Linked DNA regions of Homo sapiens: region 1 is linked to region 2. The links are chromatin loops, found by intact Hi-C in ENCODE. Cell type or tissue: B cell. All regions are shown on one strand. Links, peaks and the distances in the headings refer to the core of each region. The heading gives the core; the rest is flanking DNA.

What was found. Hi-C counts contacts between places; a loop is a spot of excess contacts. Peaks named below come from ENCODE experiments on the same cell type or tissue, not always from the same donor. Only the 100,000 strongest peaks of a DNase experiment are listed, where the experiment ranks them.
Region 1: a loop joins it to region 2, with 31 times the contacts of the local background. A loop is called at or near these places in 27 of 110 quality-filtered maps.

The regions. Positions count from the first base shown.
Region 1 is chr1:231,090,533-231,093,453 of GRCh38, reverse strand. No RefSeq gene overlaps it. Among named protein-coding and RNA genes, the nearest start is that of FAM89A, 52 kb to the right of the region's middle. In B cell, for the core only: a CTCF peak has its summit at 1,327 (motif pointing right); a DNase peak (open chromatin) is centred at 1,333; H3K27me3 peaks cover 239 bases.
Region 2 is chr1:230,916,157-230,919,077 of GRCh38, reverse strand. TTC13 (tetratricopeptide repeat domain 13) reads left to right here. Exons shown (of 23, transcript NM_024525.5): 18 at 2,776-2,885. Among named protein-coding and RNA genes, the nearest start is that of C1orf198, 49 kb to the right of the region's middle. In B cell, for the core only: CTCF peaks have their summits at 1,460 and 1,666 (motif pointing left); a DNase peak (open chromatin) is centred at 1,647; H3K27ac peaks cover 828 bases.

The sequences.
Region 1 (2,921 bases), core at 262-2,761, 170 kb before region 2:
ACTATCCTGAATGGCCCTTTTCCTAGACCTGTGAGTCAGATTACCCACTCGGGAGGTTTTAAGGCCAGAGAAATAAAGGAAATCATGTGATTCTTTCAGTGATTTTATATATGCAGCACTTCCCTTTGCGGACAAGGGAGTGGCGAGTGAGAACATGACCCCGTAGGTTCTCTGGAGCAGAGCGGTGTCCTTAATTAGACAGTTCCCAGAAATTCCTCTATGACAGAGTGTGTGTGTGTTTAATTTTCATTTTTTGAGACAGAGTCTCACTCTGTTGCCCAGGCTGGAGTGCAGTGGTGCAATCTCGGCTCACTGCAAACTCTGCCTCCTGGGCTCAAACGATTCTCATGTCTTAGCCTCCTGAGTAGCTGGGATTACAGGCGTACACCATCATACCCAGCTAATTTTTGTATTTTTAGTAGAGTCGGGGTTTCGCCATGTTGGCCAGGCTGGTCTTCAACTCCTGACCTCAGGTGATCTGCCTGCCTCGGCCTCCCAAAGTGTTGGGATTACAGGTGTGAGCCACCGCGCCCAGCCCAGAGTGTGTTTAACTGCCTTTATTTTAAAGTTGACCAGATAACTGGGCGCTTAATTTTCAACCCTTTAGAAACACCCAGCTGTTAATCAACACATTGTCACTTAAATTAGGCTCTTTTTCTTTTTAAAGAAACATATTCAAGAGAGAAAATGATTTCCCCTAGACCCTTAATTTTCTTCGTTTCAGCAGCTACATTTGGAATTGTCAAACCATTGCTATGGGTGTTTGGGTCTAAACCACACGTGGATTTCACAGACAGTCTAACTGAAGAGCTACTGAGCAACTTTGGCTGCATCTTCTTGGGTAAGTTTCAGAACTGCCAGTTGAGCATGGCTAGTCCCATTTTACAGATGGGGAAAACAAGGCAATGAATTAATGGGGAAAAACAACTTACCAATTTACAAAGCTCATAAACGCAGAAGCCAGGATTTGACTCTGGCCTATCCTCCCCCACCGCCCCCCCCACCCCCATACCCCTTCCTTTTTGCCGGCTGCCTCCACTAAATTTGCAAGGTCCCTTGGCCACATGTAGCTTACTCTGTCTTAAATAAAATCCCTTCATGATCCCCAATAAAGCCTTGGGAAATGTGTGAATTTCCCCACACATGCTGGAAGTGTATGAATTTCCCTACACATGCTGGCCCAGCTCTCTAGCAACCCTACAACAGAGTGGTGTTTGTTGTTGAGAAAGAGGGATCTGCTTGGATGTTGGATACTGTGACCACGCAGAGCTGGCTGCGGGAGTTCCCATAAATCCACCCTCTTTAGCATTCTGAGGCCAGCAGGGGACGCTGACGAGCACCTTCTCCGTGTGCTTTGAGGAGGGCGGATTTCACACACAACATAAAGACCAGTCGGTGCAACCGTAGGAAAAACAAGGATTTCCTCCAACCCGGTTAACCACATCCCAACACCCAGCCAGAGCCCAGATTGGGCTCTCTGGATACCAGTGAGCAGCTGAGAGACCACATTCAGGGACCAGAGCGTAGGTGACGTGGTGTTCATGAGGACAGTTGTTCAGAGCGTGCATTGCAGTCAGACTCTCGCTTCATCTCCTCCTGGCTATGTAAAATTTATGCACATTATCCTGATATTTCTCAGCCCGACCTTCCTCCTCTGTACTAGGAGGACAGCGTGGAATAATAGAGTGCTCAGCACAGGGCCTGGAAATCAATGAGAACTAGGGAATATGCACTAGTGGAACTAGTGAACATCATTCTCAAAAACAGATATTTACAAATCCTAGACGGTGAAAGAAATGGGTAATAACCACGACCTCACAGTGTCTGTGGGCAACACTGAGCAACAGGTAGCTTAGAAAGCAGTTCTGGCCAGGCACGGTGGCTCATGCCTATCATCCCAGCACTTTAGGAGGCTAAGGCAGGAGGATTGCTTGAGGCCAGGAGTTTGAGACCAACCTGGGCAAACACAACGAGACCCCATCTCTACAACACAGCTTTTAAAAGTTAGCCAGGCTTGGTGGTGTGCACTTGTGGTCCCAGCTACCTGGGAGGCTGAGATGGGAGAATCTCTTAAACCCATGACTTTGAGATTCCAATGAGCTGTGATTGCACCACTGCACTCCAGCCTGGGTGACAAAGCAAGACCCCATCTCAAAAAGAAAAACAAAAAACAAAAAACCCCAGTTCTTACCACCTTCACCATTTCCTAAGCCCCATGTCACTGTCACAGTGACTAATGATCAACCTCAGGGAGCTATGTTCACCTGCAAATACACTAAGACCCCATTCTTACCTTTCTAAAGCCGTGGAAGTCACTGTGCAAGATGTAAATATACAGGTAAATTACAGTCTCCCTCTGATTGTAGACAGAGTCCCTTGGAAAAACCTTTCAAGTTAAGATGATAATGTAATAAATGTTTCAAATTAAGATGGGAATGACCTCCATATCATAATAGAGGGTTCTGGGAACTGACTGGATCTGAACCCTAGTCTAAGTACTTACCTATGTGACCTTGGGCAAGTTACTCTGTTCCTCAGTTTGTAATTTATTAAATGGATAATAAAAGTATGTATCTCATAGCTATAAAGGCTAGATGAGTTGATGTGCATAAACACCAAACACAGTGCCCAGTACCTAATAATGTCTGATATTATTTATTTAAGACACAGTTGCTGGGGCTATACCATTAATATATCCCAGGCATTAAAAGAAATTAGTATCTTAAAAACTGATTGTAATGTGATGTCATAAGTGATGCTTCTCACCTGGTATTGAAATTAGACAATAAAGATGATTATAAACAAAGTGTTACAAGTTCACATAGAAGGAAACAAATCTGTCTGAGCATCTGAGAGACATCCCATTGAAGTTGAAACTTCAGCTCTGTCTTAAAGATAAGTAGGAATTCCTTCACAAAGAA
Region 2 (2,921 bases), core at 222-2,721:
AATGGGAAGGACACTAAAAGGGACAGAAATTATTTGATTAAAGTATAATCCATTAAGAATTATAACTGTGTGAACCTTTCCTCCATCTAGGAGTAAAACTGCCCCAAAACATGCCAACAGCAGTTAGAATTGCTTTTCCAATTAGTGGTTTAAACACTAATGTGCAACTTCAGTAAATGTTTTCCTTGCAGCTATAGTAGATGAGATTGATTCATGTAAAATTTAGGAAATTTGTATGAATAAGCAAAGTGTATCTATTTCTAAGGAATAGCAAGGAAGTAGCATGTCATGAACAGAGCTGAGCATCTGACCCAGGCCCCACATCTGCCTGGGTGGGTGTGGATGAGCCTATTTTACAGTTATTCCAGGTTTTTGGTCTGCTGAAGACCAAATATTGTGGCCAGACCTACCTCGTGGAGTTTATTGTGAGGGTCTGATGCACTAACACAGTGCCCCTCAACCTTCTCAAACCCACTGCGTTGACTCAGTAAACATGTTCAGATGCCCCCTTTACTGACTCCTTTATTGCACTAAGATGAACTTCACAGAGAATATGTCTCACCTCCTAAAAAATGTCCACGCAAAGTCATCTCAGTATCTCAGTCCACACAGTGTCCACACAGTGTATCTCAGTATGCAGAAATTGGGGCAGGCCTTCTCTAGAAGCCGGAAAGCAGTAGCCAGTGCTTCACACCTGCATGTAAAATCATGGTGAATGTGACAGTTATAAGTGTAGCCCCATATCTGTGTGTTATTTGGTGAGCTACATTGTCATTGGCGATGTGGTTTTCTGAAATGGTAAACCAAGCTTAGTAAAGCTCCAAGCTATATATAGTAGACTCCTTACTCAATGTGTATGCTATTTGCATTCCTGGCAAATTCAGTATGTATGAAAACTATATAATAAATAGTTAGCGTTTAAGTGCAAAACAGAGTCTGGTTCCAGGCCCACATATTGATTAAATGATAAACATGTTCTTCATCTACATGAAAATCCAGTGGGACATTAGAAAATCATACATTATGTGTGACAATCCCCTGTACTGTGGGACATATAGTAATCTTGGCTCCCAACTGTCCAATCCCTGTAATAATCAGTCTCCCATAAATTTCCCCAGCGCCCCCCAGGGGGCAGAATGGCTTCACCACAGGCCCTGAGATGTACCATATAGAAAGGAAACTGGTGTGTGAGGGCTCTTCAGCTGCCTTCCTGTGGGTATTCTAGTTAGGCATTTAGATGTCCTGTGGTATTAGGCAGAATACAACGTCAGTTTAGGGAGATTTTAATATTTTATATGTCTTTGTCTAAGAAGAAAAACAGAGTGGGCTACAAGACTGTAGTCACTTAGCATGCAGCCTGAGACGCGGCATCGCCAGCCTCAGTGTGCCTCTCGGTGTGAAATCACCAACTGTTGTCTGAAAGATGTAAGATGTTTGTTCTCTGCGGTGGGATGACATTCCATTTCAGCATTATACATCTAGCCTTTACCCAGGATTACGGATATATTGGTACTTTGCAAGGCACACACAGCAGAATATACAACAAGATATTTGAGTGTTTAAAGTGCTTAGTGGAATGTACCAGGTCAACTTCCACTGAAAGGCACAATGGTACTGTTGATGAAAAACCAAGTTAACGTGTATGTCAGCGCCCCCTAGAGGCGGTTTATTAGCAAGTAACGCGGACTGGAATTCACCAAGACCTTGGGCCCACATTCCCACTCTGCGGCTTCCCTGCTGGCTGGGACTCAGCCAGACTTTGCCTCACCTAGTTCGTTTCTCATCTGTAAGATTGAGACCATACCTAGTGCTATCAGTATGTTGTGAGGATTAGATGAGAATTGGCACATAGTGTGTTAACGCATTTCTTCTCCTGAAAGTCGTTTTTTTTGGCGTGAAAGATGCTTGCCTGCTCAGTGCCTGCTGTGGGCCTTATGACCTGTGCCACTCATCCTCTGGCTTCTGGGCTGCTGGTGACACCTGGTGCATCTTTCTGTTTCTAGACAAGCTCTCCCCTCATGAAGCAGCAGCCTCTTGTACTTTACTGTTGCTTCTCTTAACTTCCAGTCCATCAATTAAAAAAAAAAATTGGCAATATTAAGTTAACTAAATTTGGGGGTCATTTTCTGAAACCTATTTATTGCCATTGCAGGTTTGTCCCAAATGTTTTAAACAGAAAGCTAACGTCTGAAACTGTGTTCATACATTTATCACTCCGAAAGCCATTCTTAACTCCGAGTAATTCTTTTAACTTAACCGACTTATCTGTGGCTCACAGAGTTGGGTGGGTGTGGGTGTGGGTGTGAATGAAGTTCTCCAGTTAGTGGATATAATCCTGGGTACTCTTCAGAAAAATCAGTCTCTGCTTTGAGCACTAGTATGAGCATAAGTTGCATTTTTGAGTTACGGGATGTTAGGTACAACTATTCTGCCATGATTCAAGGTTGCTGCCTACTAAGATGGACATGAGAAAACATTCAAAGGGAGCTCTTAGAAGTGAGCAGTGCCCCTTGTTGACGAAGAGAACCTGTGAGCTTTTGGTGCTGAGGTTCTCTGCTGGCCTCTGGTAGGAGCTGTGGGGAGCGTAACCTGGGCTCTGTTGGGGCCTGAAGACAGGCAGAGATGTCCTTGGCCACCAGGCCACCATCTCTTGTATCAGATGACCTCCTTGGCCCTTTTTAAAAACATGTAAGGTAGAGCCAGCACTACAGAGTTGCAGTTGGGGTTTACAGTGAATGAAACACTAGTAACGTGAATTTTCTTTTTCCCTGAAAGCAGTTTAATACTAAAACGAAGGATGGGTTCACCGTGAACACAAAAGTTCCCAGCCTTAAAGACCAAGGGAAGGAATATGATGGATTCACAATCACGATTACAGGAGACAAGTATGTGCGCTTCTTAATGTGGGTGTAAACTAGAGA